3 separate regions of the Mus musculus genome follow, and regions 2 and 3 are each linked to region 1. A link is a loop called in an ENCODE intact Hi-C map of the cell type or tissue named here. Cell type or tissue: left cerebral cortex. All regions are shown on one strand.

Region 1 (8,000 bases):
ACCAGAATGAAGGAGCCAGGGGAACACTGGGTCCACACCAAGAGGCTGTATCCCAAGATCTTGCTGTGAAAGCTTAAGAACTCTAGAATCTTTTGTTGTTACTCTTTGGGGTTTCTACATAGACAACCATTTCATCTATGGATGAAAACTATTTCTCTTTTTCTCTGTCTGTATAACTTCTACTCCTTTTCTTTGCTTTATTTGGGACTTATGGAATGATATGAAAGAAAACTGGGCAGGCCTCACTACCTTCCCCTGATATTTGAAAGAAGCTATTTAGTTCTCACTTCAAGTGATGGCAGCAGCTGTAGGCTTTCTATAGTTTTCTATAGAGTTAAAGAAGTCCTCTTGGCATCTTAGATTGCTCAGAGTTTTTATGATAAGTGAGTGTGAGATTTTGTCATGAGTTTGCTTCATCTACTGAGTGTTTCCAGGGAATTAGGGGTTCTCTTTCATGGGTCGTTAGGTTCAAAAAGAAGCTCAAGTATTGTTTCCATTGGAATCTGAAACAAAAAACAATAGAATAGGAAAGCTACAAAGCTAAGCAGCATGTGAGAGGAGGGAAAGGGAAAAGAGGAAGACATGAAGTTACACCCTTATGGGTTAAAGTCCAAGAAAGCTGACCTGCTCAACAAGCAGCTGTATGGGAAGTTCAGAGAAAGACTGAGAAATCCCATAGAGTTAGGGAAGAATTTTAGGCTTTACACTACTCTCTAAAATGAAGAAGGAAGGGAAAGAGCTCTGAGTTAGAACTCAGAGAAATGGGCAGGTTCACATGGGGGAAGCATCATAACCAACTTACTGATGGAGAGATGATTGACAGGTCCAACTGGGTTAATTCTTAAGGGAGGAGACAGTAGTGTGGGATGCTTCCCAAGGAACAGATCTGAATGTCATGCCCTTATTCCAAACCAGAACCATGGCTTCATCACTACTGACTTTGATCTGACCATATTTTTTTTTGCAGCCATATTCACAGCATATAGTGGTATTCTCCCTCTCCCCTTTCCTTAGTTTTGATATTAGAGTAACTTTGGGCACACAGTATGCACTAGGAGGTGTTCCTTCTGATACTATTTTCCAAGAATGTAGACTGGGGATTAACTTGACTGATCCAATCTGAGCATGTTCTAGAAGGTGATTAGTAATTGGTTCTGTCTGTGGAGTTGACAATAGACTTAGCCAAAGAATCCCGTTCTTCTTGGATGGGCTTTAGTGGGTTTTATCATTCAAGAAGTTGGACCATTAGATCTGTTATCAGATTTTCAGTTCTACATAAGCCTTTATACATCTTTTAGCTATTTAAATAGAACAGATATTTATCTTGGTGGAGCCAGTTTTAGTGATTCATGTTTTTAAGAATTTGTCTAATTGATGTAGGGTTTGAAGTTTCTTGGCTTCATGGACAAAATACTGCTTTATTTATAACTTTTCAACATCCATAGCTTTATCATCTGTTTCATTACTCACTTATCCCATGTTTTCTTTGCTCCTAAACTTTAGGGAAGGAGGTACAATTTCAAGGCTTTGAAGATATATATTCCCTTATTAATTATATTTTGTTTGCTATTTTATTTATTCATCATCTAGTGCCATTAGCTCATGCTTTTATTATTTTAGCATAATCTTCAGTTTCTTAAGTTAATCTTAAGTTGTTTTCTTTTAAAATTAGCCTACCAGACTGGACTGATGACCCATTGGGTAAAATGTTTACTACACAAACTTAAGGACCTGAGTTTTAATCCCTATAACATATAATCTGAGTTCCTACAGGAACCCATAGCCACTTGTTGGTCCACTCAGCACCAAACAAGAAAGACAGTTTCAAATGAGGTGGAATACAATGTCCCCAGGGTGTTCTCTGACCTTTTTGTGTGCCAGGGTAAACACATAAATAAGCATGTAGACCCATACACAGCACACATGCACACTTAGTCACAGACACATACATGCATTTGAACATGGTCACACACACATACCATATGTCCACACAGAGAGGGAGAAATGAGCATTAGACATTTGTAAGGCCTTTTATGTTCTAGTTGGTCCCCCTCTCCTTTCTCCTTCCCCATCACAGCTCCCCTTTCTTCCACTTATAACTTTCCCCCACCATATCCTCTTTCCTTCAATGTCCCATGTGTTGTTTTTTCCTCTCTGCCTCCCTTAGCAGGTCTTTTTACTCTCTCTTAGTTGTGTATTCTCTAACATAGTTACACACTGGCTAGACATTTAACTAAATGATTGTGGGTCTGAGATTTTCTGAGGCCTCTATAGTTTAGAATTCATTACACTTTACTTTTAGTTGTATGATAAGAATCAACAAAAGTTCCAATGAAAAGAAAGCAATATTTTCTATAGATCATAAAGCTTTGTACATATGTATTAAAGGAGCTATTTAAAAGCTGCCATCTCTTAATTTGCATTCTCTTTATTTTTTACTACATTCAGAGATTAAATGTTCTTCAAGTTCCAGAAGCACCTTTGAATGAGTTTTCTAATGAAGCTTAAGCCCAGATCACCCAGGCATGAGGCTAAGTATCTCACAGCAGGGGAAGCCAAACAGATTAATATGGTCTACACAACTGCACTGCTGAGATACACTGAATTTTCTAAGCTGGAGTTTGATCTTCACTTAGTATAAACCCGGAAAAGGAACATTTTCCCTTGAGTGTCCAAGGTGACATTCCTATAGGTGACAGTGTTGTCACCCCACTAAAGCCAGCAACCTATACTGCCGGCCTGTCCTCCAAAGTCATTCCTCACAATAATTCCCATCACCCTTCTGACATCCCCACTGTCTTCCCTGGCTCACTCTAACAGCCACTTTAGTCCAGGATCCCTGTAAGCCCCTGTGGTCAATGGCTCTAACCATCCCTGTCACACAACCCTAGGAACCTCTGTTTCTGAAGCATTTCACAGAAAACAGTGTTCATCAACTCCTCTACAGAATGAAGACAAACCATCTCTAGAGCTCCTTGACAATAGGACCAGCACCTCCCTTTTAACTTTTCCCTCTGACTCTTATCCATCAAACTTTCCAGGCTGACAAACCATGAACTACATGGTTTTTAGTTTCCCATTATTAGGCATGTTTGAGATGAAAACTATTCATTTCCTAAATTGGAAATCTGGAGTTAAAATCATCCTGATACTCTGAAGGCTTGGTTCACTGATAGCAAGTGATACTCAGGGTACTGTGAAGTATTTTGTTTCTTTTTAAACTTTAGGGTACACAGCATCTCCATGAGATAGACTGTCACCTGTTATCTAACATACCAGAGTAGAAACAGTCAGAACAAGAAGCCTGAATCCACAGCACACTTACCTCAGAGCTACATGGCACTTGCTCTTAATTACTGGTCCAGGATCAAACTCCTCCTTGAAGCCTGGAGCAGTGACTCACACAGAGATTGCATTGTATGAATGAATTAGTGGTTGAATGAATGAGAAATATGCAAATATATTTGAAAATTATAAAATATTTTCAGATATTATTTTATCCATAAAAATCACTTATTTAAAAGTTGTTTTTATGTCGCAGAGATACACTTTACCATTTAACTCTAGACTTTATGGTAACATATATAAAATAAAAAAAAACTGATCTATTTTATTATCAGTTGTTTTCCTACAAAGCCAAACAAGACCTCACCTTTTTGATAGATCATGCAAAGACCAAGGAAACATCATATTGAAAGTGGGCTTCTATTCATGTATAGTATTTAAAAAGTAAAAATAAACCCACGAGTTTCAGACAAAAGACTTTAGCTTTTGTAGATACACAGTGTTGTCAAACATTTTGCTTTGCATACTCATGAGCTGCTGACCTGGTCCAGTCTCAAACCACACACAAGCAGCAGATGTCAGTGTTGTGCAACTTTCAGGCTGAATGCTCAGGAGGCAAGCCATCTTTGTTGCTTGGAAACAAGCTCGATAGTGATTTTATGCATACAAATGTAAGAGGCCTGAGTAAACCTTGAATGTAACACACACACACACACACACACACACACACACACACACACACACACACACACACACGCACATATATGCACACACATATGCACGTACACATGCATACATGCATTTCAAGAATTATGCATCCCCTTCTAAAGATGTAGCTGTGAATCAAGGGCTGGGATGGAAGAGCTCAGAATAAAGAGTAGGCCCTGTCAAATTTTCGTGGGCGAGAAGACATGGTGGGTAACTCCTTTGCCACACCTGTTTCTGCAGAGAGAGGTAACTCTAAGTTAGCCTTGTCTGAGGAACAGACAGTGTTTCCTACTTCACTATGGTTCTGACAACTAAACAGGCTAAGAGACTTGCAAAATGCAATCTCCTATGCCCCTGGATAATGATAGGTTGTTTGCTCTGATGTTGCTACAGGCTTCCACTTAGCACTTGGAGACGCAAACATTGTAGACCTCTTTTACTAATAACCAGAGTAGAAGCTGACTATCAGTAATTTATTTGAAAGGCACTACATAAAGGAGAAGTGATTGTAGGCAACAATGGGGAGAGACCAATGAGTTAGGTTTCTTATGGAGTATAACAGAAGGGGTAACTGTGGGCTATTTGTCTTTCTTCCACAAGGTGGTGCACTGGGAACGAGCTGAACTACAAAGGACACAGTGTTAGTGGTTGTCTTCTCTGTCTTAGGCAGCCTGATTCTGTCAGACCAGAAAAATGGTGCTGATTTTGGATTTGCTTATAGGACTGTCCAGCATTTCCTGGAAGTATAGCCTCATGAGTATAACAGGTAAAGCAAAAGAGAGAGCAGAGAACATGCAGGACAGCCTGGGAAGCCCTGCCCATTCCATAGTGAGGTAAAGAGCAGATCTGCTTCCAAAACACCGAGAATTTCAGCCCCAGGCTCTCCAGCTCAGGAACAGCTGCTGCAAAATTGAGCAAATTTACCATGCGGAAATATTTCCTCATAATATATAATATGATGATTCCTATTTTGAACTAGATTATTTTAATATGCCTAATCACAGTGAATGAACTTTGCCTCTCACTATCTTAACCTGCTACTTGAAACCTGCAAAGATTTCCTTCAGTGGAATTTTCCACAGTGTATCAAAATCAGACCCAACATAAAATAATGATGACATTCCAATTTTACTAGCCTACCTCTGACCTATTTGCACAGAATCTTCCCTGCCTCTACCTGGCTGTAAATCTATTAGCTGATCATTATAAATTCAAATCTAGAAATAACTTGGGAAAATGGGATTAGCAATGGCTTTGTAGATTAAATTCATACTCTTTTGGAAATATTACGTGTGTGGGATTTTTGTTATCATTAACTAACTTGATAGTCTCACTACCCTACAGCCTAAATATTGCTGCTTTTAGTGCTAATTGATCACGATTACACATCACCAGATATTCAATTATTCAAGTCAACAAGGAAGAGAGAAGCAGAATGCATGGACACAGGTGTTTGAACTCCAGTTCCCAAACTCCAAGGGTAAGAGTAGAGTGGCGTAGAGATCATGAGGAAAAGATTTATCAAGGGAGCCAGCCTATGTCAAAACACAGCACACAGAAGAGCGGACTCAAAGCCAAAGCTTGTGTAATAAGTATTTGTTGGCTCACAAGATAGAAAACAACAAAAGTTGATCAAGAACCATCACAGGCCTAGTCCTCAAGGCCCTAGTTTTTGTCACAAAGAATTGTCATTTTAACAAATAAAAACTCTTTCAGAATTCCAGACTTATCTTGGTTGATGCACAAGTCTGAAAAAGAAACACACCCTTGTAAAATATTCTGCAGAAAGTCTTTGGTGTTAGCTTTTCAAAATTTAAAAGCCAAATTCATAGATAGTATCTGAAAGTAGTCAGTACCCCCCAAACAGAAGTATACTGGGTGTTCCCAGACTTCTAGAGCAGGTGTTAAGATGATACAAGAGGGATAACAGCTTGTACCAGAAAACCCACCTGGCCTGGAAGCTTGCTAGTTCCTTCATTAAGACATCCACAAAGAAAGGAGCTCCTATCCACCAGACATCTGAGCTTATTCTGTGTCTCTAGCCACTCATTCCTCAGGGCCATCTTTCTCCTTAGAGCAACAGACTGGCTGCTAAGACTTCTTCTCTTACAGGCCTTTATGAGAATTAAAGACAGAGACATTAATTTAACCCACACACAAATATAAGAATTCTATGTACAGTTTTGAGTTGCTATGTAAGCAGGATTCACCTTTAGAAGGCAGGTTCTACACTAACTCCTCCCCAAATGAGTAGGTGCCCATGGCATACATCCCATAGGCAACAGTCTTTGATTAGCTGCACTCCCAGGAGTATAATCAATGTGTCCCACGTGATGTGTGCTGAAGTTGATGTGCACACTGAGAAGCAGGCATGGACCAGCATGGCTGCTTCAGGATTGGACTCACCAGCTCCACTTACAGAGGAAATTATTGCTAACTTTTCAGCATAATATGACTGAATCAGATGAGTGGTATAGGACAGAACACTTAGAACTTCACATTTGTGACTGGAAAATAGTAGTCGGAATTGTGAGCAGATAAAAGAGCAGCCATGCAAAAAGGCAAGGTTGATAAAGACATAAGTCTGCTCTGGACACACTGTAGAATGAGTCCAGCCAAAACTCCCCAGAGTCTCAGCTTATTTACTCTATACTTAGACCAGTCATCCTGCCTATGTCACCAAACAGTTGTAAATATCCCTTAGAATGTACAAACAACTAGTGGATATTCTCAGAAGCATGCTACCACTGCCCGGAGTAAAGCATGATGTAAGTGACTTGGAAAGTGGGTCCATGCCTTACCTGGGCAGTACAATGGAGCTGGCTCTGTAGGCATGGGTGTGGGTGAGCTGGCCTCAAGTGCATCAAAGCAGGAGACCTGACTCTGACTTCTGATAATGGTGGCATTTGGTAGCCTAGGAAGAGCAGTGCTACAAAACTTATCTTGGTGGTGCAGATAAGGGAGAGCTGACCAGTTGACAAGCTCAGACCCCTATGCAGGGGTCTGAATTGGCCCACCCCAAAATCTATATCATCTGAGAACAGTTGGAATGCATGAAAGGGCCAGTCTTGCTGATCCCAAACTCCAGGATCTCCATGGCACAGGGCAACAACAGGATAACTGAGAGAAGTCCCAGCAATAATCCAATATTGGTAATGTCATGGAAGCAAAAGACATCAATCTCTACTAATGACTCATTGCAATGAACATTTGCAAGTGAAGATATGTGGACAGAGAGATATACTGTGGGGCACATTGTGATAATGAGTGGTGTGTGTGTTGTTTATTTTGGGAAGAATTTTGCACAAATGAAGGAAGAATATGGGGGAAATGAGTGAGACTGGGGTACATGATGTGAAACTTAAAAAGAATCAATTTTTAAAAATGGGAAAAAAGGAGAGAGAAACAGAGTTCTTAATGTATATGAAATGTCTCTAAATCTCAGTGGTCATCATTTCTATGTCAAAAATAACCTATTCTGTTCTTTACTAAAAGTCTGAAACTTGTACTCCGATAGTACTTCTCAACTGTACAACAAAAAACTCCATGAAAGTGGCCTTTTCTCTTTCCAGGTCTGAACATCTTTGTTTACAGCCATCACCATCGAGACAACATTCCTGCTATTCAACCTCCTATTTTGTGGCAAAAATAATGGATTCCCCAATTGAAAACATGTTTTTCATTTGTTATAGATCCGTGTTCTTTGTGTATTTTGCTGGTGGTTGGGATGCAGTTATACATCAGTTCTTATCTACCTTTGCTTTCAACATAACTCAAACTAAAGATAAATTATCCCCAAATCTTTCTGTGATGAAAGATTATAAGTCTTAGAAATATGCTCTTCTTAAGCATATACATTCCAGGAATTCATCGCCTGCCTTTGTCCTCCCGTATTCTTGTATTCAGTAGTCCTGTAAATGTTTTGTACAGAAGACCAATGAAAATTACCCACTATGGATTTCAGTATCTTTTGTTTTTAAACCCTGAGAAGGATGCACAAATGTTCT
Region 2 (8,000 bases), 810 kb after region 1:
GCCTGTACATCTTGCCTGGCAGATCATTTCTGTAACTGGTAGGTTCATATTGCGGTAGGACCACTAAATGTCTTTGTTCCCTAGCATCCTGTGAAACGCCTTCTGGCACCGTAGAAACTCGTAAATGGGGAGGAAACTTTCAACTTTCAACTCAGTTCCAGTTCCAGCTTGGTTTCTCTATATCCTGCAACCAACGTGTGTAATACCTTCAGCAATAGGGTCTTATCACCTAGTTCTATGGACAACCAAGAGGAATGACCAAATCGAACATTGTTTGGGGGACTTCTGATGACTCCGGGGCCAACCGGCAGGAGAAGTATCCCACTCTCGGCACTGGGCTTTTGTTTTACAGACCATGGCTTCTAGATGCAGCACTAGTCGACCTTGTCGGCTCCCTCCTTTCAATCACTTTTTAAAATCCACCCCATCTCTGCTTAAACCTTCTGGCTCCCACCATATCCCCTCTCTACTTTCCTAGCATCCACACTGCAAGCTTCCCCTCCTTTTTTTGGTTTCACTGCTTCAACAAATACTCTGAATTTAACATATAAATGTAAAAATTCAAAACTAGGATCCATGAACGAGAGAGAACGTGCACTGTGTGTCTTTCCAGGCCTGGGTCACCTCAGTGTGTTTTGCAACTCCACTCATTTACCTGGAATTTTCATAATTACATTTTCTTACAACTGAATATAATTTCATTTTCTCAACTGATGAATCAGTTGACTGATATCCAGGCTAATTCAACCTCCCAGCTATTGTGAATATGCAACAATGAACATGGATAAAAAAAAGTGTGTCTGTAGTGGAACAGACTCCTTGGCTATCTGCCCAAGAGTGATGTAGCCGGGTCACATTGTCGCTCTATAGCTTTTTGAGCAATGTCCACACTGATTTCCACAGTGGCTGTAGCAGTTTACAGTCCCCCCAGAAGTGTGTAAGAACTCCCCCCTTTTCCCACATCAATACTAGAATTTATTGGCAGCTATTTTCAAGATGATAGTGATAACCATTCTAATTGGGGTGCTTTCAAAAATAGTTTTAATTTGCATTTGCATGATGAATAATGGTATTTTGAACACTTTTAAAATTACTTCCCAGCCATTTTTGAGAACGTTGTATTTGGTTCCAAAGTTTTTTGTTTTTTGTTTTAATTGGGCATTTATTGCTTGGGTTTAGTTTTCTGGGTTTTTTACATACTCTAAACATCAATCCTCTGTCAGATATATAACTGGCTGGGATTTTCCTCCCCCTTCATAGGTTACCTTTTCATACAACTGTTTCCTTTGCTGTACAGAAGTATTTTTTTAATCTATGAAGCCCAATTGTCAATTGTTGACCTTATGTTCTGGGCAACCAGGTTTCTATTTAGAAAGTCCATACCTATGCCAACCTCTTGTAACATAGTCCTTACCTTTCCCTCTACCGGTATTCAGCGTCTGGGGTTTTACATTAAGGTCTTCAATGCACTTGGAATTGATTTTTGTACAGGGTGAGAGATAAGGATCTAGCTTAATTGTTCTACATGCTACACATACACTTTACCCAGAGTCACTTGCTAAAGAAGCTGTCTTTTCTCCAGTGTGCACTTTTTGTCGTCTTTGTACAAAATCAACTGACTATAACTGTGTAGACTTATATCTGCGCCCTCTGTTCTATTACACTAATTTACATGTCTATTTTTGTGGTAGAACCATGATGTTTTTAATAATTACTATGGACTGGAATGTATCTTAAGATTGGGTAGACCAAGTACCGTGTTATTTTAAGTAGTATAACTTGGTGATATAATTCTAAGTCAGGAAGTGGGATGCATCCAATTTCACTTTTCCTTCTCAGTATTGCTTTGGTTGACTGGAGTGTGTATGTGTGTGTGTGTGTGTGTGTGTGTGTGTGTGTGTGTGTGTGTGTGTGTGTGTGTTCATACACGTGCGCATTTAGCATGTTTATTTCTGGAAGTAGTCCCCTTGGTATTTTGATAAGGATTGCACTCTATCCACCACTCTGGATACTATTTTTAATTTCTCATTGCAAGCTCGATTAGAAGATTCTCTAACATGTTTCAGAAAGCAACAGGAAGTAATGAAAATAAACTTACAGTAGCTGGAATACAGAAAATAAAGAGATAACACCCCTTGATCGTCGGGAAGCACTGATTTCCGAGGAAGGGCTATCGAGTAAAACACAGCTTTGTCCTCATCCAGGAAGGTACTGTGGGTCTTGGCCACACTTTCTATTTATGGCTATGCAGATAGGTTGGCTTTATTTTAAAGATTTTTTTTAAAGGATTCCCTTCATGTTAAAAGAGGTTTGGATGAAATGAATCTGTTAGTCTCCCTAGCTCTAAGATCCTGTGTTTTTATGACAGTAAACTCACTCAAACAGCTGTTGTTTTTTAAATAACTAATTAGCAGTACCATAGTTGGCTACTAAAGTTAATTGAAGGGGGAAAAAAGCCAAGTAATAAATTACTTCGACCCATGTGATTGTTTCCTTGTTATAGAACGACAGTAAGTACTCGGAATGGGGTTGATTTGTTATTAAGATCATGATGATACCTACCACTACTCATTGTTATGCAACAGAAACTTTGCTTGGGTTCCTGCCTTAATCTTCCCTGAGTCCATTAAGTAGATCATATAATTTCCCCCATTTATATGTCAGAAAGGCTCAAGAGGTTAACTGAATTTCCCCGAGATTGTAGATAAGTGACAGAGCCAAGATTTGAATCCAGATTGACTTTATGCCAAAACTTTTGTTCTTCTCCATCATACCATACAGACTCCAGACTTAAGGACAAACTCCGCTCATGGGCACAAGCCAGTTTTAATCTACCCTTTGATGACTGACTGACTGGTTGACTCTTTGACAGATCAAATACCTTCCATGCCAAGCCTCCAATAGGATAAGAGAAACCAATTTTCCCACCATTCTCCACTCTGTACATTTGAATAAGTCTTTGTATTTCCCTGCAGGTATAAGACAATGCTCGTTTAAAAGGGATCAGAGATCCATATTTGTCTTTACCCGGTCTCATCCATGATTCATTTTTAACAGAAGCAAGCCCCTCCTCCCCCTTCCCTCTGCCCGTTCCTCGTACATAGCTATATTGCTTGGCTGACTGCACGGATCCTTTGACAAAGCATGTGTCACTCTCACAGCTAATAGATTGATATGATAGCAAACAAATGTCTTTCCATTTGGAAGAATTTATACTTGAGAAAACACCTTTCCCCCAGGACCCTCTACTTATCCATGAGGATGAATCATGGGGATGGGTACAAGACAATCCCTACAGAGAGGTTTTTCAAAACCAGCTTTGATTGGTTGGCCTTCAGCTAGGTTTTTTTGCTTTTTTTTTTTTTTTAAGCACCTACAAATTAGGCATGCCGATTATCTTTTCAAAGTCTTTCTGGCTTTGTTCATTTTAATGGCAGAATAAGACAGCATTTAGACCCAAACACTTTCCCGGCAGTGTGCAAGCTGGGCCCTAAACATTTACCAAGAAATCGTCCCAGGGTCCAGTCGTCTTTCAAACAGAAACAGTGTTTAGCTACATAGAAATCACTTTAGGACAGAGCTGTTCCAACAGTCGCTGTGCCCACAGAAAAGGATTCTATTTTGGCTAGCAAATACTTGCAAAAAAAAAAAAAAAAAAAAAAAAGCCTTTCTAGCTATCCATGGGAAAGGAGTGAGTGCCCCCTGGTGAAAATGTGGGAAACGCTTCCATATGTTGTTTTTGGCTGGCAAGAAGGTGCAGATGTCTTCACAATAAAAATATACTCGCTGAGAGTGCTCATATCCTTGAGAAGAGCTGGCACCGTTTGCAGGACTGGATCTAAAGGTGACAAAGGCATACAAAGGAAGCAGGACAGAGGGCCTACACCAGAACAGACAAGTTGGAGCCACAGGTGAACCCGAATTTAAGTGTCTCTTTCTGGCTTCACCAAACCTACCCTCCATCTGTCTCCACCCTCTTCCTTGTCCAGGGGAGCCAACCTATAGGACTTTATTATGTATCCCTTGGCCTTCTGCCCTCTAGTCAGGTTTACCCAAGGGGAGGCACTGGCTGGTGATGGAGGAGGAGGTATAGGAAAATGTTTATTCCCAGGCTCCATCCTTCCAGTACATTTGGAAGGTACTGTCTCCCCTTTCCCCTGCCACCACCACTGCCCATAATCTCAGCAACTCCAGACAGCTGTTCTATATAACTTTCTCTTGAAGGTCTGGTGCCCTTTAAGCATATGGTGGTTAGAGCTCCTCACTGTTGCTGGCTTGAAGTACTTCACCATTCTCCCAGAGTTCCCTTCCTGCTACACCCACCTTGGTTAAAACAAAACAAGTTCAGACAGCAAAAATGCACACTGACAACCTTTATCAAGGTACCATCTCCTTTCCAAGTTTATCCTGACTGGTGCACATGCCACGATTTCTATAATATGCCTTTAAAATGCAGGTAGAGTGCTACACGCATAGAAGCTCAGAAGGAAGCTGGAAAGGATGCTGAGGCAGGAGGATTGTGAGTCTGGGGCCCAACTTGGACTGCGTAGCAGGACTCTTATCTCAGACAAATAAACAGTAACAACATACAATATACACAAAACATAAATGCAATAGACATCTAGATTTGTGTAGCACCAGGGACCCCTAAATCTCCCAGTCATTGTAGGCTCCAAATCACCTGGACAGAAGTGAAGTTAAAAAAAAAAAGAAAAAAGTATGGCCAGCTGTACAAAGGTAAGGCAGAAATCTCAGTGGTTTTCAGAGTCTTACTTCCTTCCGTGGCCTGTGACATCTTTAGCTCAAAGTCAAAGCTCTGACTTTGTTTTGAGTAGGACGAAGATTCTGTTTACATTTAGCCTTCACCCATCTCTCCAGGGTGAAGAGAGAACAAATTGTCCTGTCAGGAGAGATCCGTGAGATTAAACAATAGTGTGTTGGCTCTATGGTGCTAAACTGTTGAGAGTAGAGGCTCTGCAGACCCAAGAACAAAAGGACAGCCCCCTGGTCTGTAACCAGGGCACCAGCCCAAGGGTCTGTTCACTGGCAGGAACACACAGATGTAGCTGGACCCTGCCAGTCCTCCACACATCCGGACTTTCTGCATGATTCCATTGTGAGGCTGTCATTCCGGATTGTGCCTGTGAACTCTCTGCTGCTGGGGGTGGAGAGGAGGAGGGAGGAGCAGAGGAGCTAGCATGGCCTTAGGCTTTCAAAGCTGGGCTCCACTCCCAGTCTTACTTCTCCCTTACTGTGTGATGGGGAACAATGTTAACCCTTCCAAGACCCTTCCCCAACCTCCCAGTGAAGATAACCACAGCATCAATGCCGTTTACCCACCTAGCTGGTGTCATGAACCTGGGAGAGCAGGACCTAAAAATGAAGCAAAATAAAGTCGCATCCAAGATTCAACTATTCAACTTTATTCAGAGCATCGGACAATTTATATGCTGAGGGTTAAGAAGAGTCACCTGAGTGAAGTGTCCAATCACAAGGACAATGCCTCACATGGCAAAAGCATGTTTTCCCCTGAGGAACATGAGTGACAGCACATGAGGTAACTTCACTCCTATCCACTGCACCTGGGAAGAGCACAAAAACACATTTCAAGAACAATTTTGTGTTTTGAAGAAACCGAGGTCACAAGACTCTCGTCTTGTTTTGCTGGAGTTTTCTCACTAGCAGTCAGATTTCTCACATGACTCCGCTCTTGGGCTGTTCTGACACAGTGGTATGAAGGGTAAACAGAGTCATAAGAAATGAAGTGTGGCATCCCAAACACACTGAGGACATCTGTTGTAGAAGACTTGGCTTCATCCTCCTAAATTCTAAAGAGGGCATAGGCCTCCACCTCTGCACTGAAGTTCAACAGTCAGATCATCATACAGAAAATGGGTTTGAGCTAACAGCTTGAGTTGTTTTACATCCAGAAACGTTCTCCTGGGCCCGTAAGATACCACTAAAGCCTGACAACCTAAATTTGATGGCAGGATCCCATAGAGGATGGAGAGGAAAGCAACTCTTGAACGTTGTTTCCTCCTGACCTCCATACTCAGGCTGTAGCACCTGGATGTCCATCACGATGATGATGATGGTGGTGGTGGTGGTGATGATGATGGTTTTTAAAGAAAAATTTTAAAGTATTTAAATTCAAAAGTTTAAAGAAAATTCTCCCTTTCACACCTGGCCCATTTCAGCACACTAGGAATAAGAAAAATAATGATAAAAACTTATTGTGAGGTCCTCATGACACAACAGATACTCTACAAAGCTATCTTTAATTTTATGATTATCAAATATATAAAGGCATATATTTAAAGAGTCAAGGAGTCATAGAAGATTACATGACACTCAGCACCTGTCACCCTTTGCCCCCATGTCCATCACCCCAGTAACCATGAACAGCATACGTGTTATGAAGTTCCCAGTCTTGCCTTTTATACCGCATTGTTGCCCTCCTCCACTTCCGGTGATAACTAAACTTCTCTTCCATCCCTTAGCTTCATGAATACTCTTATTCACACACACTCTTCTCAATAAAACCATTTTTGTTTTATCAGATCAATAAACATTTTAACTGTACAGTCATGAGTAAGTTAATAACGGTTGTTTTCTTTCTCACGTTTCCCTAGAGACAATAGTCTTGCGGGGGGGGGGGGTAGGGGAGGGTGTTGTTTTTGTTTTTTAGTTAAGGGGTTTGGAGTTTTTTGGTCGGTTTGTTGTTGTTGTTGCTGTTGCTGTTGCTGTTGCTGTTGCTGTTGTTGTTGATAATGATGATGATAATGATGTTACTGTTGTTTTCCCCCTCCTGGGAACTTACCGCTCATGCAACTTGAAACTTCCTGCCTTTTTTCTAAATCTCTTTTTAAGACTATCTAACAAGCTCCTATTCTTGAAAAAAAATCCCCTGGAAGGTTCTGGTAGGTACTGGATTGGATTGGATTTCTTCTCCCTTGAATTGGGTCTCTTCTTTCCTGGAACTTCTTTCTTCTTCCTTGTCAAATTCTTCCCTCTTTTCTGGAATAGAAGACATCCTTCAGTAGCTTCCAGGGAATGGATTTTTTTTAACCTAAAACATCTTTATTCAACTTTCATATTTCCTTTGCTAGTACTGGACACAAATTTTTTTAATATTGTTTGAGGCAAAAAAAAAAAAAGATTTTTGAGGATGGCAAAACAATAACAATGAAAACTTTGGACAAGTTTATCATATAGGCATCCAAATACTTCCTTATAGTAAAAAGAAATTAAATTGGACCCAGACCAAAGAGAGGAAGCTCCCTTATTTAGGTATTTGGGGGCATATACCTAAAATAGCTGATAGGGACATTTTTTTTCGAGACAGGATTTCTCTGGGTAGCCCTGGCTATCCTGGAACTCACTCTGTAGACCAGGCTGGCCTCAAACTCTGAAATCTGCCTGCCTCTGCCTCCCAAGTTCTGGGATTAAAGGCGTGTGCCACTACCGCCCAGCCCAATAGGGATATTTCTAAGCATCTCTGCTTATTATAAATTACAATGCTTGTCCATCCCTTTATTTGATTGATAGTTTGCCTGTGCATACTCATCTAAGCAGTAATCATTTATCTTTCAGCCTTGAAGATATTCCTCTAGTATCATCCCATATCTCCCATGGTTGTGGGAAAGCTTGAAACCATTCTGCTTCCAGGTCCCCTCACTCTCAATTCTCCCCATGGTGCTGAGATCTGCAGGCCTGGTGTAGTCACCATCACTGTACCAGGAAATGGGAGTTTTCACCTTCTGTGGACCTGCCCTTCCGTTTTCAGAAACTGGTTCCCTTTCTGAAATGCCTGTTGCCCAGATCTTAGACTTCCAAAACTGAACCTTCTGTGTTACTTACCTGTCTGTTGTGATAAAATACGATAACCAAAGCAACTTCCAGAAGAATGAGGCTTTATTTTAGCTTATGGTTCCAGGAAGTCAGAACCCCGTCATAGTGAGGAGGCAAGGCAGCAGGCATAGATGCAGGAGCAGAAAGCT
Region 3 (8,000 bases), 1.2 Mb after region 1:
GACCATTGTAAAGATCTTTTAGTATCTTCTGTGTAGCATCAGTGATGGCAGTCACTTGATCATACTTAATCATTATTATTAAAAGACTCTGTATGAGCAAGGGGTAGTGCACACACCTGTTCTCTGTCTGCTGGGGAAGGCAATGGCAGGAGACGTCACCCATGAGTTCATAGTTTCAGACCAGACAAAGCTGCATAGCAAATCCTCTCAAACAAGCAGACAGACAAAACACACCAGAAAGTTAACAAAAGTCTATAGATAATCCCCCACCTTGACTGGTTTTTCCCTTTAGTGACTTAACATCTTTGTGTCTCCTGTAGTTGGTTGGTTGGTTGATTTATTTATGTATTTGTTTGTTTGTTTACCTATCTATCTATTCATAGAGTCCTGCTTCGTGTAAGGATGCTGTACTATCTAAAGCAAGAAGTCATTGGAAATGAGAGTCAAAAAGTCTTTGATGGAGTTGATGCAAGGTAACTTAAATGTTTTAATAACACAGTAAAGTGACAGAAAATCACATAGTCAGTGGAGGACAGTCCCCTGGATTTAGGGGTCCATCCCTGGCCTCTCCTCTGTTACTCTCATCCTTGGTTCTCTTATAAAATGCAGCAGCAAATGTGGGAGTAATGATTTGAAGAATTGTATGTAGCCAGATGGAATTCAGGTAGAAACCCATGAAATTGACAGTTAATTCATCTCTTCAGAAAAGTCTGTGTTATTTTGTCTTCTTTGTGTTATTGGTTCAAACCCAGGGAGTGTGCTTGTGCCTGCCAGGTGCACTTTACCACCTGTCTACACCTCCAGTCAGGACCAATTTTGAATACTCTCAGGCATTGTGAAACACTGAAGATAAAGACAAAATGAATATTTATCCTTAAGTAGTTTGTGGCAGCAATGAATAGGAATGAGACTTTGCTTTGCTGCATGGATGAGATGCAAAGGAAGAGCCAGGAGGAAGCACTCTAGGCTCATCTTGCTTCTTAGCTCCAGGCAGTGTGTTTCAGTCTCGTCTCTGCAGTGTCTCTTCTACACTTGTACACACCTTGACCACTCACTTAGCCCCAGAGTCTCAGGAACTAAATGTAAGCCAGCCATCAAGTACACGTAACCTCAGCTTCCCACCACCAAGTAGAACCTGAACTTTCCTGTACTCATTCTCTTCTAATACGGCAGCCACGTGAAACCCAACAATACCCTGGGCTCCCAGGCTCTTGACCTGTGTCTGTGGTACAGACACACGTGCACTTGTAGGCCCGATCCACCCTGTCAACCCCATCAGTGTGACTTTTGATCACTACTCAGCCTTTCCAACTCAGTTGCAGCTTGGGAACTTGTCCTTAGAATTCTGACCTCATTTGGCATCTTTGCACCACTCAGTCACTAGACATTACCTTTTTGTGTCCCTCCTTTTTTCCCTTATTATTTAGTTTTATTCCCTAAGATACTAAATTCCTCAACCCCATTGCTTGCCTGTCTCACTGTTTAATGCACCTAGTATAACTTCAGGTTGGGTAAAGCTAAGTTATCTACCTACTTCCTGCCTTCCTCTAAGCACCTGAACATGGCTAGGAAAACACCCATAATGGGAAATGAATTCATTTCAAAGCCATGACTATTCAAAATTAAAAGGAACGAACAGACTGTTTAACCATGCTGGCTTGGAAACTTCTTTTCTTCCTTACCTGTTTCCTCAAAGCACCCTTTCAACTCACCAACAATGTGTAAAAATGACCTGTTTCATTGAAGAACACAACCAGTCAAGAGCAGCCTGCATCCATGCTACCTACCTGCCTCTCCTTCGCCAATTCACAGCCTTGGAGCCCTTCTCTACTGTTCATTTAAGAGCCTTACTTCTGAAGTAATCTTTCTTTCCTGGGCCCTTCTCTTCCTCCTTCCCCATCCTTCCTCCCTCTTGCGTACACACGTGTTCATATTACTTATGATAAAAGGAAAAGAACTTCCATAGTGTCTATCTCTGTTTTAATGCTTCCCTTCGCAACAGGCTCCTGGATTTTCTGTTTCTACTTCTTTGTTTGCACTTTTTTTATCATCAGCCCATTCTAACATGATTGCACAAAAGTATTTCTTAGCATACACAGTTACACAGTCAACCAACCTTCCTTCTTTCTTTCTTTCTTTCTTTCTTTCTTTCTTTCTTTCTTTCTTTCTTTCTTTCTTTCTTTCTTTCTTTCTTTCCTTTGTTCTTTCTCTCTTTGCTTCTTAAAATGTTGTCTTTCATAGGTATCCATGGTGCTTCCTCTACCCACCAATTCCTTGCATTCTCATAAGAATTCTCCAGCATTACTGAATCCCGCTCATGGCTGTGATTCTCGAGTCTTCTTCCTCCTCCATGAAAGAAGACTTAACTCCTCGAGCTCCATGAAAAATGGGCCAAGTGGGCACCTTCCTTCTCTTCTCTAAACCTCTAGTCTAGCTTCAGTTCTCTTTGTAAATTTCTGCTGAGACCTACTCATTGACTATTCTTGTCTCCACAATCTCTCTACACTCTGTTCTTCAATCAGCAGCTAGAGTGATTTTTTTTCCCAAAGCATTGTTACATCTCTTCAAAATGTCCCCCTAAAGCAGAATCCAGGCTCTAGAACCTAGGAGAGCCCACACCTCTCTTACTCCCTTCACTCTGCCCCTTACTCTGGTTCCAGCCACTCTGTTGTTTCTGTTCATCCAACAGGTCAAGCTCACACTGTGTTGTTCTGGTCCAAATATGCTTTGTCCAGATCTCCCAAAGAACTGTCCATGTAAGTGGCTCCAGAGTTTGCTTAGCAGTTCTGTACACTGTCTGCTCTTCCAGAAGACCCCAGGTTAGACTCTCAGCCTTGCAGAGCAGCTACAGCACTCCAACTCCAGTTCCAGGGGGTCTGACACCTTCTTCTGGCCACCAAGAGCACACAAATGGTACACAGACAAGCACGCAGGCACCGATACACATATAATGGAAATTACAAAAAGAGAGCTATCCATGTGTATATTTCAAAGTTGAGCAGAACTGCTGTCCTCTCGAGTAGGCCTTCCTGCCATGCCATCTAAAGTACATCCAATCATCTATTTTAATGTCTCTTAATTCCTTTGCTATTCAAAACTTTTTCTTTCATTGTAATTCACTTCTGTCTTATTGATCATTGTATTCTCATACATTATCATCTGTGGCTGGGACTATCGATTTCTATAGAGCCCTTGCCTATCACATAAGGACCTAGGCTCAATCCTGAGCATTCTCCTCCCCAAGTAGAATGGAGAATCTTAAACTGTTAAGTACTCAATAAATACTTGCTGACTAATTGCCTCTTTTCCTCTGGCTATGACTGACCTACTGACCTACTTTTGGTATCCTAGTCAATGTTCTGTTGATTATTCTTTTTCTTTTTTAAAAATAAATACATCTCTTTGGATTTTATTAAGTTTACATCTCCTCCACCTTAAACACAAATTTGTACACAAAATGCATCACGTTTGAACACAGTGTCTCTTCCACCATATTAATACTCCTTTTGATGTCATAGACTCACTTCTTTTATGTCAGGAACTTGAAGCCGCTGGCCATGTTACTTTCTCAGCCAGGAAGCAGAGAGTAGTAAACTCCTGTGCTCAACTCTATTTCTTCTCTAGAGCTTAGGGTCCAGGCATAGGGAATGGTGCCCCGCAGAGTGAGTAGCTTTTCCCCTCTGTTACGCTAATCCAAATAACCCCTAACCCAAATGACTCCTCAGGTCATTCTAGAGTCACCAATGCGATGTTTGAGAACAACTATCACACATCACTTACCACTTAGCTTTCATTATTTGGGGTTGTCATCTTGGTGGCTTAACGTTTTATATCTATTCTAATGTTTTCAGATCTCTATCTCAAGTCTGTACCTCTTACTTTAATTTTACCTTTTTATACTTGCCACGATTGGTTACTATGATTAGAACATTTTCTTTTTCTCCTTTCTCTGCTAACCCCTCCTTTCCTCAGCTCTATGGACTAAGCCTGTCTTTCTGTGTCTCCAAGTCTGTGCTGGGCCACATAGGGCCACATATCCAATACTGCATCATGCTATTGGTCAGGAATTCCTGCAGGTGCCTCTTTACAAAGTCAAGGGCATCCGTTTAAATTCATTGCAGTTATTGGTACTAAGCATATTTTGAATGGAAGATTTAACCTAGGAAGTCTTAAAGGGCCTTAGGCAGGAAATACCACATCATTTTCAAGGCAGAAATCAATCACTTGGGAGGCTGAACCAGAGTGAACAAAAGTTTCCTGTCTGCCTGATCTGCATAGTGAATTCTAATCAGCCTTGCCTCCATAGCATAGCACAGCCTTCAAAAACCAAACAAAACACAATAAAGAACCAGAAAAACCCAGCAACACATGTGAGTCTGTCTTGTATCCCTTTTGCTAACAGTTTACAAACACCTCATGTTCCTGTGGCACTCGGTTTGAACTACCAACTGTATGTATACTGACTGATGCTTTCACAAGCAGGAGCATGGGCAAAGCTTTTCATCACAAAGAGCCAGGCTTAAAGCGCCACCTGGTGGTGGACAAGGGACATTGTTTGATCCCATTTCTCCTCCTTTTGAGTTAGAAACTCCATCAAAAAATAAGTATTTTGGGCTGGAGAGATGTCTCAACAGTTAAGAGCACTGACTGCTCTTCTAAAGGTCCTGGATTCAATTCCCAGCAACCACATGGTAGCTTACAGCTATCTGTAATGGGATCCAGTGTCCTCTTCTGGTGTGTCTGAAGACAGCTACAGTGTACTCATATACATAAAATAAATAAATCTTTAAAAAATATAAATAAATAAATATTTTCTTTAGCTAAGTTTCTTTATCTTTTTTTCAACTTTTGAAAAGTGCAGAAAAATCATTCTATTTCTCTACTCAGTCGAAACATTTTCAGTTTTGGTTTGTTTCATAGCGGAGATACAATGAAGTACCTGCTTAAGGTGCTAACAGATTATCAGTGTCGCATCCCCCGAGTTCTTTCTCCCCATGGGCTAAGCCCTTCTGAAGACAACTGCGAACCACAGAGCTGAGCCACTCATCATCCTTTATCTCCTCGGGAAACTCTTTGTATGTGCCTTCTCTCTCACAGCTGTTGCTGGTCACATGAAGGGGTCTTTGTCGGCTCCAGGAGCACATTTGTCAGCTTGTTTTTATATGACAGCCAAATTATTAAAGAACTTTTGGCATAGAACTTAATTATTACCAGGAAACTTAACAGTTAAGATCTAAATTAATTGCTAATTAATTTAGGAAATGATAGTGATCAGACAGAGATAGTATTACTTTGTATTAGATTAGTTTTCTGACTCCTTAAAAATTAATAGTGTCATGAAATCAAATAGTAAAATTCTTAGTCTATTTTGTTTTCTGTAGTGTAGTCCACTCAGTTTCTACCCTTTGACTACTGAATATCAGGAAACATGGACACATACAGGACACACACACGCTAGCTATTAAACATTAGGAATGTATCTTTTATCCTATACTTGTTCTAAATTACCATCAAAGAAATAAACAGGCCTACAGGTGATGTCACCTGCATCATTTGGAGAACGTTTCAGGGAGAATGGTATCATGGGGTGGGAGGGAGTAGACGAGTTATTGCCAGCTCGCTGTTATAAAAACAGACAAACTGCCAGGTGATGGTGGCGCACACGTTTAATCCCAGCACTTGAGAGGCAGAGGCAGGTGGATTTCTGAGTTCAAGGCCAGACTGGTCTACAGAGTGAGTTCCAGGACAGCCAGGGCTACACAGAGAAACCCTGTCTCGGGGAAAAAAAAAAAGACAAACTGACAAGGCATTATGGGTTTTTGTCAGAGTCTGTAATAATCTGAACACTGTCATTTTTTACTGAATAGTATGAATATATATAAATTAATATATATTTACATATTAATACTAAAGTAGTGCTTTGTATGATTTAATTAAATTATGAATTAAAACCCTACATTTTTAAGTGTGATCTTAACAAAGCTGATCTGAGATGAGCCATAGCGTTCTTTTGCACAAAGCACTTCCTTTGACCTCTCAGAACCTGGTGTTCTCAGCTGAAGATTTGTCTTACAATGCTATTTACTGCTATATTAACCCAGTGAGGTGCTCTGTGTGTGTGTGTGGGGGGGGGGCGACAGTGCCGAGAAGACTGCCTTAGGAGAACCAGACAGTAGCCCTTGCTGAGACGCATTGGCTTTGCTGAACATAATGTTAGTTCATTCTGTGAGATCTTTGTTGCTGTTAACACCACTTATACCTCTTGCCTCCTTTATACACATTTATAAAATTCATAATGTTGTGCTGTTTTTAAGTGACATTGATGTGTGGGTGCCAGAGCCAGACCATTCCGAGGTTCCTGCTGCGTGGTGGGACTTTGATGCTGATAAGTCTCTTCTTATTGGGGTTTTTAAGCACGGTAAGTAAGGAGTGAGGGGGAGAGCTCTTTCTGTGGATAATGGAATTCCCAGGTTTTTAGTTTATTGGTTTTCACTTACAGTTTTACTACACACACACACACACACACACACACACACACACACACACACACACACACGTGTAATCATTAAACCATAGATTGTCAAACTAAAATCAAATCCTCATGAGATGGTGGTATATGTGACTTGCCCTCTGGGCTTTCAGTGTTACACAGATTTCTCTCTTAGAAGAGTTGCATCGATTCTGTGTGTGATCAGTTTATTCTTTTTGATTGATAAGGTGTATTTATTGTTATTTTATACATTCAAATGCTTTTTCTCCGTGTGTGTGTATGCTCTGCATGCATTCCTGATACACTAAGATGCCAGAGGATAGCACCAGATGACCTTGAACCTGAGTTAGGATGGCTGGGAGCCACTCTGTGGGTGATGGGAACCAAACCTAGGTCTTCAGCAAGGTCAGCGGTGCTCTCAGTTGTTGAACCATCTCCAGCTCTGGTTTCATTGTTGTTGCTGTGGCATTTTTTTTTAAGATTTGATTTTTTAATGATGTGTGTTCACATGCGTCCAATGCACAAGTCATTAAAAAGAGAATGTTGGATCACCTGGAGCTGAAATTAAAGGCTGTGGTTAGCAGCGTAACATGGGTCCTGGGAACTGAACCTGGGTCTTTTACATGCGCAGGAACTCTCTGAACCACTGGGCCCTCCCTCTATTTTTCTTTGTAACAGATACATTAAAAAATTTGTGATATTGTTTGACCGTGTAATATTTAGTGACTATTTCAAGACAGCATATTTAGCATGTATTACTTAAATATAATGTTCCTTTAATCCCAGAATATCAGTATTGTGCATATAAGGAACCCTTGTGTTTTCACAACTTTTTTCTGTCCTCTGAATCATTATAACTGGCGGTCCTTCCAGGTTATGAAAAGTACAACACGATCAGAGCAGACCCAGCTTTGTGCTTCTTGGAAAGAGTGGGCAAGCCTGACGACAAGGCTGTCGCTGCTGAGCAGAGAGCCAATGACTACATGGATGGGTATGTGTGGGTCACACTTGGCTCCATGGGCTTGCTTTCCCTGTCTGTGGGGTTCATCTTTGTCTTTAGATTTGTTTACTGTTTGTTTTATGCAATTTTCCTGCATGTATGTATAGATAACATTTGCATGCCTAGTGCTCCTAAAGTCAGAAAAGGGCTTTGGATCTCCTGGGACTGGAGTTATAGAGAGTTGAGAACCAGTTTTGTGGGTGTCACGAATCAAACCTGGGTTCCCTACAAGAGCAGCAAGTGCTCTAATCCACTAAACTTACTTTACAACTCAAGGTTTATCTGTGTTGGGGGGGGATGGGGGGTGTTAGCAAGACCACGTGCATTGAGTGCATAGGACGACTGCAGGTGTTATTTTCAGCTCTTGCCAACCTTTTTTTTTTGGGAGAGAGAGGCCTTTTTTCAGGGAGTGGGCAAATCTGGTAAATGAACAAGCTCCAGGAACCCCCCATCTGTACCTTCCTACCATTGGGCTCATAAGTGTGTACCAAATCGCACTACTTTTTCTGC

Evidence for each region. A loop is a pair of places that touch in the nucleus more often than their neighbours do. Peaks named below come from ENCODE experiments on the same cell type or tissue, not always from the same donor. Only the 100,000 strongest peaks of a DNase experiment are listed, where the experiment ranks them.
Region 2: a loop joins it to region 1, with 7 times the contacts of the local background. A loop is called at or near these places in 12 of 42 quality-filtered maps.
Region 3: it touches region 1 in a loop (5-fold over the local background); 3 of 42 quality-filtered maps call a loop at or near these places.

What each region holds. Positions count from the first base shown.
Region 1 is chr8:89,845,756-89,853,755 of GRCm38, forward strand. No RefSeq gene overlaps it. Among named protein-coding and RNA genes, the nearest start is that of Gm24212, 180 kb to the left of the region's middle. In left cerebral cortex, CTCF peaks have their summits at 3,852 and 4,590 (motif pointing right); DNase peaks (open chromatin) are centred at 3,873 and 4,591; H3K27ac peaks cover 313 bases.
Region 2 is chr8:90,654,188-90,662,187 of GRCm38, forward strand. No RefSeq gene overlaps it. Among named protein-coding and RNA genes, the nearest start is that of Gm35850, 83 kb to the right of the region's middle. In left cerebral cortex, a CTCF peak has its summit at 3,700 (motif pointing left); DNase peaks (open chromatin) are centred at 3,096, 3,715 and 4,227.
Region 3 is chr8:91,015,452-91,023,451 of GRCm38, forward strand. Chd9 (chromodomain helicase DNA binding protein 9) reads left to right here. Exons shown (of 40, transcript NM_177224.2): 25 at 384-473; 26 at 6,315-6,418; 27 at 7,364-7,481. Among named protein-coding and RNA genes, the nearest start is that of Gm39221, 40 kb to the right of the region's middle. In left cerebral cortex, a CTCF peak has its summit at 4,532 (motif pointing left); a DNase peak (open chromatin) is centred at 4,506.